Linked DNA regions of Homo sapiens: region 1 is linked to region 2. A link is an interaction called in ENCODE POLR2A ChIA-PET data of the cell type or tissue named here. Cell type or tissue: A673. All regions are shown on one strand. Links, peaks and the distances in the headings refer to the core of each region. The heading gives the core; the rest is flanking DNA. Region 1 overlaps FTO (FTO alpha-ketoglutarate dependent dioxygenase). Region 2 overlaps FTO (FTO alpha-ketoglutarate dependent dioxygenase).

Region 1 (5,383 bases), core at 52-5,051, 160 kb after region 2:
CGTCAGATGTTCTTTAACAGATGTTGGGGGATTAAGAGGTTTCAAATTTTACTTGATGACATAAACTTTTCATGCAGTTAGCAGTGACATTTTTTAAAGGATGGGAGTGGTGGCATATACCAATGCTTGTAATACATTAATATGTTCTTGATACTGAAGTCTCATGTCCTGGATACCTGAACATTGTTTGGGAAGGGTGGGCAGTATTCAGCCATCCAGTAATAAATATCTCAAAGGTACCAAATCCAAAACCCAAGTTTTGATTTCTGTAGTCCCTAGTGTTTCACAGTTCAGTAATTTGAACTGTCCAGTTGCCCAGACTAAAACCTTGGAGTCTTCTTGATGTATCTCTTGATTTATCAGTGAATCCAGTTAGCTCTACTTTCAAAATATACTCATGACCTGACTACCCTTCACTACCTCCTGTGCTACCACCTTGGTAAAAACTACCATCGTTTATAAAATAGCCTCTCAACCAGCTTTCCTGCTTCTACTACCCTATGTCCATCCCAGTCAGAATGTTCCTTTGAGATACAAGTCAGGTCGTCGTTTCACTCCCCTGTTTCAAACCTACTATCATGTTTAGAAATCCACCTTCCTTGCAGTGGCCTAATGCCCTGCAGGATCTGTCCATTCCTCGACCTCCATCAGTGCTCCCCCTCTTTCCCTCCCCTAATGTCTGCCTTACTATGTCTAGAACATGCCCAGCCCACTCTTGCCCAGGATTTTTGCATGTGCCGCTGCCTTTGTCTGGAATGTCTGTCCTTCTGTAATTTACATGACTCTCTCCCTCATTTCATTCAGATCTCTGCTCATGTCACTTTCTTGGAGAGAGTTGCTCTGACCAAGCACTCTCTCATTGTAGCAGGGCCTTACTCTTTTCTACTGTACTCTTAACACTTTCCACCAACTGCAATTATCCTATATATCCATTTGTTGTCTGCCTCTACCTGAAATAATCTCCATGAGGGCAGCAGGGACTTGGTCTGTTTTAGTCACTCTTATTTCCCCAGCCTCTAGAACAGCATCTACTGCATAGGAGGTACTCGACACATGTTTGTTAAAAGAAAGAGTTCACGTGAGGTCTGTGTTCTAGTCCTGCCTTTTCCTCCCACCCATGTTGATCAGTGTGGCCTTAAATCTTTTTTTGGGACGGTCTTACTCTGTTGCCTAGGCTAGAGTACAGTGGTGTGATCATAGCTCACTGTAGCCTCAAACTCCTGGGCTCAAGTGATTTGCCCACCTCAGCCTCCTGAGTTGCTGGAACTACAAGCCATCATGCCTGACTAATTTATTTTTATTTTTGCAGAGACAGGTTCTTGCTGTGTTGACCAGGCTGGTCTTGAACTCCTGGCCTTAAGTCATCCTCTCACCTTGGCCTCACAGAGTGCTGGGATTACAGGTGTGAATAACAGCACCTGGCCAATAAATTCTTTTTAACTTTATACATTTTCCTAAAATATTACCTCTTATTACCTGCTTCACAGGAATATTTTTGGGTTAGTTTTATTCTTAAACAAACATAACTCTCACAATAATACCCCAAAACGTCTTTAACTTCTTTTTAAAAACAAAATAATACTGAGGGCACAGAGGACAGTCTTGTTTTATGCCTCTGGCATTTATAGCTGAGAAGATTGAGCAATCACAGGCAAACAACTTATGCAAATATGGAAAATCTTTTTTTTTTTTTAATGAGAGGCTTAAGTAGGTTATTAGTTTCCCAGAGTACCAGTGTTGCTAAAAGTTAGAATCATAGTGTTTTGTCTTATTTGTGATCATCCTTCATATTTTAGATTTCCCTCTTCTGGAAAAACTTAGTAAATTGTCACAAAATTAAATGACTTCTCCAACAAAGCTTGGACTTTCTTGTTACAAATTTTCAAAATTATATAGAGAAAGCAGCATGGACTGGACAGGTTTTGGGCACAGGACTAGGGAAGTCCCTGAGGAGTAAACTGACTTCCTCTAGACAAGCTGAAAACTGATTAAAATATTTATCATCCTTTGGGTATGCAATAGCTTTTGATGATGGAAGGCATATTAATATTCATCTTTGCTGCTTGTCTACACTTCAGACAGATCCCAGGAAAGGATGTTCAGATGACCAGTTTTCTTTCCTCACCAGGAGTCCTTGAGAAACCAGTACAGCTTGGAACCAAGAAATGCCTTGTGATGTGGATTGAGCTTTTCCTTTGGGGGACGGGAATAGGGGAATACAAACCAGGGGAGACCTTTGGACTGGAAAGCTTTAAAGGATGACTGCTTTCACACAGGAAGTCTTTTGCTAGAACAAAGGAAAAAGTTTGGTTGTAATTCTATAAGCAGCAGAACTATTATTGCTTATCTGAATACATGAAGCTGACTTCATTCCTTAGGTAAAGTCGGAAGATTGAAGCCTTATAAAAGATTTTGATGTGAATGCCACTGGGGGCTGAAGATTTTTCTTCCTCCCCACCAACCCACCCCACCACTTTGTTGTAGGAGAGAAATCAGTTGTGTTTGTAGCCGATGCTCAGGTCTTCTGACTGGTTCTAGAGTGCCCCATCTCCCTTTTGTCCTGAGACAGAATTCGAATGCATATGGCATCCACATAGCCTGGCATAAGTAGCACAGGGTGGCCTTCTGGGATTCTCAGGATCTGTCTTTTAATTTTTTTTTCTTTAATGTGAGAAAGAGTCTGGCTTTATTAGTTGAGTTAATTAAGCAGTGTTGTTTTTTGTCTAGGTTGAAATAGCCTTGATTACATTTTTGGATGCAAATAAGACCTCTGAAAGAACTCGATCTTTATATGAGCAGTCTGAAAAATCTGAAAGTTAAATAGAATATTCTCAAAAAAAGGGCAATGTGTTAAGACTCTTGGTTTCCGTCTTTTAAATCTGAAAATTCAGAATCCTCTTCTCTTGCATTTCAGTTTTTATTATTCCACACTACTGAGATATTTTGATGAAAGCTAGCCTTAAACATTGGATAATAATTATATTTGAAATCTATTTTAATATAGTGACATCAGAAGTGCTCTTTCTTCATCCCAGTCATTTAATCATTCATCTGCTCCTTTTTTTTTTTTTTTTTTTTTTTTTTTGCAGATAAGTGTGGAGTTATACAAAGAGCTAGGACTTATGTCTCCCAGGTTGATAAGGCACAAGGCAGTAAGTAATTCAGAGGAAGAAAAAGGAGAAGAGCAGATTCTGACAGAGGCCTTTGGGAATACGAAGGATTTTGATAGATGGAGATGGGTGGAGAATATTCAAAGATGGCAGAAGCAGGGCCATCGCAGTGGGAAAACACAGACCTGCTCGCAAACTTGATTAGACTGGATGGAGTTTGGTTTGTGTGAGTCCAGCAGCTAGAGATAAGATTAGGAAGATTAGCAAGGACCTTTTTTTCTCTAATGCATTTCTTTGCAAGGTATGGCACTTTCACCCCTTAATGACTGGCTTCCTATCAAAGTCATGGGAAGCAAAGTGCTAAACATGTGCAACTAAAAATAAAATGAAAACCGTTTGATTATCTTGCACTTGCAAAGGTTTTACTTTGAAAGCAAGTCAAATTCAGTTATTTGCACTACTTTCAAGACCTGTCTGCTTTGTGAGTACAGCAAACAAGCAACACCATACATTTTTAGAATGAGAATTACAAATGAGATTAGGTAATTTTTCTACCAAGATTCTTTGTTTTTCTCTGATAAATTGAATACCAGCTTAATAATTTTGGACTTTGGTCAGAAGCAGGTCTTCCCATGTATGAACCACTTATGATTCTCTTCCTTGTTAGGAACCCTAAGTGTATTTCATTTGATCTTTTGCTATTAGAGTTGTGGTTTGGAAGAAATGACATCTTCATTGCCTCTTGTCCAGGTGACAGTCTTGTGAACTCAATACTTGCATAAAAATTATTTTGAAATAAAGCCAAAGTGTCATTCATGAGCTATTTGATTTGGTTCAAGAGAGTGGATGTGGTCTTCTCTCACTTCCACTGCTGAAATAGAGTGGTTTCTTTCCCACACATACCTCTCCACTCCTTGGCTAACAGTCCCACATTAGTGATTGTGCACTCTCTGCTGTCTCTATTTGCCATTGCACTTCAGCTTGTCAGTCACACCAATTGAAAGACTGAGTAAATGTTCAGAACGTAAATGGCCGTTGTTCACTCTGGTCTTTCCCACCTTTGCACATAAATTTCTGCTAGACCCTCATGTTTTCCCTCTCTATGTGATGCTGTTATTTTCCAATGACTGGTTTTATTACTTCTAAGGCACAAGATGTTAATTGTTGAGTGAGTAATAACTCTCAGTTTGTTCTTCAAACGTGGGCTTCTGAAAGATTGCCTTTACTTTGATTCTGCTTAGGAATCTAGGGTCTTGGGGTAAATTTAGAGGCCACTATTCTCCTTAAATGATAGTGACATAGAGAAATGATACTATGGGACTACTGTTTCATTTTACCAAAGAAACTGAAGAAAGTCACACCAGAGGGTCATTGCTCCCCTAGAGAACAAATGGGCTTCAGGCTTTTTAGAATGCCTTCTTCTTTGATATCTCATTATTGCTCATAATGCCAGAGAAACAGGTAACGTCGGCATAGTGATATTGGGCATTGCTTAATTTCTTTCAAGGCCTGAAACATTTATCCTCTCTTCTTTATATATTAGGTATTCACCCTAATGGTACTCAAACTGCTAGGCTCTGACAAGCTGAGGTCCAAGTGCCATGGCATTCAGGAATGTCAATGTTGGAAGGGACCTGAGAGGTGATCATCTTCTCTTCCTTTTTGGAAAGGAAGGACTCAGAAGGATGTAGGCTTTTCTGGAGGGCATAGAGCCAGATAATATAGAACCCCAGATTTCCCAGTTCCCAGTTCAGTGCTTTCTACTACTCCCTAAATATCCATGGCTGTGCTTGGGATATTTCTCTGATGCATTCGCCAACTTTCAACGGTGTGCCAATAGCAAAATAAGATAAACTGAGTGTTTCTCTGGAACTTTTTCTCTACCCTGTGTTTGGACCTGGCATATCAAAATGAGGCTCTCTGGTGTTGAGATGGACACTGTTTTTGCTCACCCAGCATTCATTCCTCCTTCTCTGGCAGCATCCTCATGTTGCCTTGTGGAGCCATTTTCTTCATTGGCTAGAGGGTGAGGTGCATTGTCTTATTCTGGCTACTCCATGAGCATATGACCTGAGCCAGATCTTTCACATGAGCTTTCTCAGAGCTGTTTGCTTATAAATATACATACAATATCATAGACACAGGATGCAGAATTCAAAAGTTATCAACGTGGCCGGGCATGGTGGCTCATTCCTGTAATTCTAGCTCTTAGAGAGACTGAGGGGCGAGGATCACTTCAGACTAAGAGTTCAAGACCAGCAACATAGCAAGAC
Region 2 (5,325 bases), core at 326-5,325:
GACATTTCTAGGTGTCTCAGAAAAAGATTTGAGTTTGTCTCATGTCTACCATGGCAACACTCTTGAGTTATTATAAAGAACATTATATAAGGATTTCCTCTAGAATTTTTAAATCTTAAAATGTAACTTACTTTAGCCAGAATAAAAAGAGGTTTAAATTAATGGAAAACTGACTGGAAGGAAGATATAAAACAAGAAACAATAACACAACAAAACTTCACTAAAGTACACAATTCTACAAATTATGCACACAAGCACACACATTTTACAAATTGAGGGTATTTGTAGAAATTCAACTCTCATTTGAATCAACTCATGACAAAACGTATTTACAAAGTAAGTAGAATGGAAAAGTACCAAAAAAGCATTTCTTGGGTTAATGGTATTACCCAGGTCAAATCCATTAAGGAAATTCTCTGCCAGACCTTTTCTTTTTTCTTAAGACATGAAGTTTTGCACTTGTTAGTATAATTTGGGAGTGGTCAAGAAGCTAGGTGATAGAACAACTTCAGATTCTGGATTTCTGGTCTATTATTTGGTTTTTTTTATGAATAAGAGATTCACTCTTTTCTTTAAAGGAAGTAATTTAGATTCCTAGCACTGTCATTTCTGTTCTGAATGTTATAAACTCTCTGTACAAAATTTGAAAGGAACAGACATGCTCTGATGATGTACAGAATCTTAATGTTTCAAAAACGATAGTTCTCTTCCCCTAGAATAGAAAAGTATAGCGTTCACCTGATTGCAGATCCCAAATGTCTACATCTGTGGTTGGGTGGCCAATATCACATGAAAGAGTTTTGTGCCTTTTTGCTCAATATATAAGTTTGAAAAATGTTGGCTGCAAGTAACAGAATTTCCATGTAACAGTGGATTAAACAGTAATGACATGACTTTTCCCACATCATAAGCTGTCTGGAAGGAGGAAGTTCTCATGGAACAGTGGCTTAATGATACAGTCAAATGCAGGTACTTTCCAGTTTTCTGCTCTGCCATTCTTCAGCACGTTGGCTTTTTCGTCTTTTGACTTGTAACCTAGTGATCACTGGGTTATAACAGTGCCAGGTATCATGTCCTCATGTAACTGTGTTCAGGGTAGGAAGAAGAGGATGGGAAGATAAAAGAGAGTTTTTATATTAGGAGGGAAATCCTTCCTGTAAGTCCCCTAGCACACTCCTTATTATGTCCTATTGGCCAGATCTGGATTTGTTGGTCATTCCTAGTTGCAAGGGAGACTGGGAAAAGAAGTGTCTGGCAAAAGGGAATGCGATTCCTACGCTTGGCTTAGAGAGCTCATGATCCATTCCTTGGAACTGGGCTCATGGCTGCCCCTGTTAGCAGGGAAGCAGAATGAATAGCTGTTGAGTAGGCAGCCAATGGCTTCTGCCATACTCAATTAATGTGTGACTGGAAATGAGATTTTTATCTTTTGTTCCACACTGGCCAAGGGATATGGCCTCTGTTACCATGTAATATAACCCTTTGAGACAAATACATTTAAGACCAGAATTGGAACTTTGAATTATCCATCCAATACATTTAATTAGCACTGACAGTGTTCTAGGTTATTGCTAGACACAGGAGATACTGCAGTGAATAAGATGGACAGTCTCTGAACTCATAGGGTTGATAGTCTAGTAGGACTGAGAGATTAGGAAGTAGTTTCAGTAGATATGGGGAAGGCACAGTTTGCTGTGCGGTGAATGCAAATCAGCTAACATGGACTCGGAGAGTCAGGGAGGGCCTCTTGGAGGAGGCTACATCCTCGCTGACTCCAGAGACACAGGATTCAGCTAATCTCAGAAAATGATGAGTTGATCACCCTCCTTTTTTAGGTATTCTTGGAAATCCAAGCAAAAACAAATCTGCTCTTAATGTGGAAACTGTGGCAACTTGAGAATTTTATGTGCTTCACGGAGTGAGTAATTCCAGCAGCAGCTCAGGAAGCAGCATAGCAGAGTGTAAATGGCATTGTCTTTGAAGCCTAGTTGGATAAGCTTTCTGCCTCAATCTATCTGTGTAAGGAACAGGGTTTCTCTGAAGGTATCTTTGAAATACTCTACCATCAGTTCATATTTCTACTTTCACCTAAGTCAATATTGAATCCTCTTTGGAAATCTTGGGGTCATCCTTCCTTTCTGTCACCTTCTATCTTCAGTCACCAAGTCTTTCTGTCTGTTAGCAGCTCTAAAATCTGACCCTTCCTTCTCCTTCTTACTGCCTCTGCTTTAGTTTCTTACTCTATAAAATGGAGATAATATATCACTGTGTAGATGCCATAATACAAATAGCAAGCTCTTATGGCACTAATAATTTTTTAATACATGTTAACCATATGAATAGGTCTTATTATTATTATGTCCATTTTATGGATGGAGAGGTTAAGTAATGTGTTCAAACTGCTCCAGCTAGCAGCTGGTAGAGTTGAGGGTTTGAATATAGGCTGAACATCTGGCTCCTGAATCTGTCCTCTGCATTGTACTGAGAACCCTGTATCGTACCGAGGTACGTCATCTGTGTTCTTCTGTACTCTCCTATTTTGGGCTAAACCAGGTCAAACTCCTATCTTAGTGTCTTTGAAATGCTCAAACCTGCACGTTGTGCACATGTACCCTAGGACTTAAAGTATAATTAAAAAAAAAAAAAAAGCTCCACCATCAATCTGTAGTTTCTGCCCTCACCCAAGTCAATATCGAGTTCTCTCTGGAAATCTCGGGGTCATCCTTCCTTTCTGTCACCTATCTTCTGTCACTCACCAAGTCTTTCAATCTGTCAGCAGATCTGAAATCTGACCCCTCCTTCTCATTTCCACTGCCTCTGCTTAAGTTTAGGGTGTCTCAAAATACCTCCTTCCAGCACAGTTGCAATAGTCTCAGAACTAATGTTCTTGCCTCTATTTTTCCCTTCTCCCCAACATCCTCTCTTTTTGCCAATTTCTGTTTCACATTGCTGACAAGTGGTTTTTCTTATTATTTAACTCTGGTTTGACTTTGATTCAATGTAGGTCTTAAATGTATCCCTTTTGGCTGTAGGATAAAAGGCCAAGTGCCACAGGTTTCCAGAGCACTATCTGACGTAACCAGCGTCTCCTCCCAGTTCTGACACTTTCCATCTCCCCGCTACCAGCTCCATCTATTTGCTGTGTAGTTTGTCAGGGATGCTGTCTTCCATACTCATTCCCCTCCCCCAGATTTATGTGGGGGAACTCCTTTTTAAGATTTAGCTCTAAAGTTTCTGCCTCTGCAAATCCTTCCCTTCCATTGTGCCCATTTATCACTTCAGCTTCTGGTCACTTTGTACTTGGCCATTGCGTTGGTATACTTGGTGTCTCTTTGATGGTGAGTCCTTGGAAGGCAGGAACCCTGTGTGCGCCTGTTTCTGCAGAGCACAGTGCAGTTTCTGCTAACAGAGGGCCTATCATAATACTTATGGAAGGGTTGATTGATGTCCTGAGAGTATGTTTTTAATTTTGCATGGTGGACACATTTTATATATTTATCTGTGGGAAGGAGATTCATGAATAAGTGTGTATATATCTCTATATACATACACACATATACAATCATGCATTGCTTAATGACAAGGATACATTCTGAGAAATGCATTGTTAGGCAGTTTCATCATGTGAACGTCATAGAGTGCACTTACACAAACCTAGATATGGTATAGCCTATTCTCTACTGCATCAGTACAGTTGCTGTTTCGTACAGTAACTTGCTATACAAGTAACTTGCTATACATTACTGTACTGAATACTGTAGGCAATTGTAGCACAATGGTAAGTATTTGTGTATCTAAACATATAAAAGGTGCAGTCAAAATACATTATTGTAATCTTATGGAAGTACTGTTGTATATGCGGTCCGTTGTTGTCTGAAATACCATTCTGCAATGCAAGACTGTGCATATGTGGATGTAAGAAGGATGCTCCTTGTCACCCAGCAGTAATATGAGCCATCACTTATTTTGCCTGTATAGTGCCCTCTTGGGAAACATGTTTATTGGCTCCCTTAGATTAACTTTATGACGAGAGAGTATGTACCCTTCACTCTACTCCTCCCCCCAGCCTACCCAATTAAAGATGACTAGTCTTTTAAAAATAGCGTTATTGAGATATAACTTACATCATATAAATGGAATCATACCGTGTGTGGTCTTTGTGACTGGCTTCTTCCACTTAGCATGATGTTTTCAAGGTTCATCTATGTTGTAGAATGTATAAGTTCTTTCTTTCTTTTTTTTCTTTTTTGAGACAAGGTTTCGCTCTGTCACCCAGGTTAGAATGCAGTTGCACAATCGTAGCTTTTTTTTTTTTTTTTTGAGATGGAGTTTTGCTCTTGTTGCCCAGGCTGGAGTGCAATGGCGTGATCTCAGCTCACAGCAACCTCCGCCTCCTGGGTTCAAGCGATTCTGCCTCAGCCTTCCGGGTAGCTGGGATTACAAGCATGCGCCACCACGCCCAGCTAATTTTGTATTTTTAGTAGAGACGGGGTTTCTCCATGTTGGTCAGGCTGGTCTCGAACTCCCCACCTCAGGTGATCTGCCCACCTCAGCTTCCCAAAGTGTTGGGATTACAGACATGAATTTCTTTTAACTTTTTATAGAGATGAGGTCTGGCTATGTTGCCTAGGCTGTTCTTGAACTCCTGGTGTCAGGCAGTCCTCCCTCCTCGGCCTCCCAAAGTGCACGGATTACAGGCAATACTTTATTTATTTTTATGGCTGAATAATATTCCATTATATGGACACATCCCACGTTATCTCATTCATTAGTTGATGGACATTGGGTTGTTTCCACTTTTTGGCTATTATGAAAAACGCTTCTATAAACATTTGTAAGGAGGTTTTTGTGTGGCCATATGTTTTCATTTCTCTTGAGCATATACCTGGAAGTGGAATTGCTGGGTCATATGGTAAGTCTATGTTTGGCAGTTTTTGAGGAACTGCCAAACTGTTTTCCAGAGTGACATTCCCACTAGAAATGTATTAGAGTTCCATTTTCTCTACACCCTTGCCAACACTTGTTATTGTCTATATAACACCATGTCACATTCCCACTGGCAGTGTATTAGAGTTCCAGTTTCTCTACATCTTTGCCAATACTTGTTATTGCCTATTTAAAAAAAATTTTTTTTTTGAGATAGGGTCTCACTCTGTCACCCAGGCTGGAGTGCAGTGGCAAGATCATGATTCACTGGAGCCTCAACCTCCGGGGCTCAAGCAGTCTTTCCACCTCAGCCTCCTGAGTAGCTGTAACCACAGGTGTGCTTTTAAAAAATTTTTTGTAGAGATAGGGTCTCCCCATATGTTGCCCAAACTGGTCTCA

The links. Peaks named below come from ENCODE experiments on the same cell type or tissue, not always from the same donor. Only the 100,000 strongest peaks of a DNase experiment are listed, where the experiment ranks them.
Region 1: POLR2A ChIA-PET joins it to region 2 with 7 read pairs; 2 of 35 experiments call an interaction of 5 or more read pairs at or near these places.

The regions. Positions count from the first base shown.
Region 1 is chr16:53,897,551-53,902,933 of GRCh38, forward strand. All of the region lies in intron 7 of FTO (FTO alpha-ketoglutarate dependent dioxygenase), which reads left to right. Among named protein-coding and RNA genes, the nearest start is that of FTO-IT1, 140 kb to the right of the region's middle. In A673, for the core only: no CTCF peak of the experiment used is centred there; a DNase peak (open chromatin) is centred at 2,051.
Region 2 is chr16:53,733,723-53,739,047 of GRCh38, forward strand. The region is part of intron 1 of FTO (FTO alpha-ketoglutarate dependent dioxygenase); the gene reads left to right. Among named protein-coding and RNA genes, the nearest start is that of FTO, 32 kb to the left of the region's middle. In A673, for the core only: no CTCF peak of the experiment used is centred there; no DNase peak of the experiment used is centred there.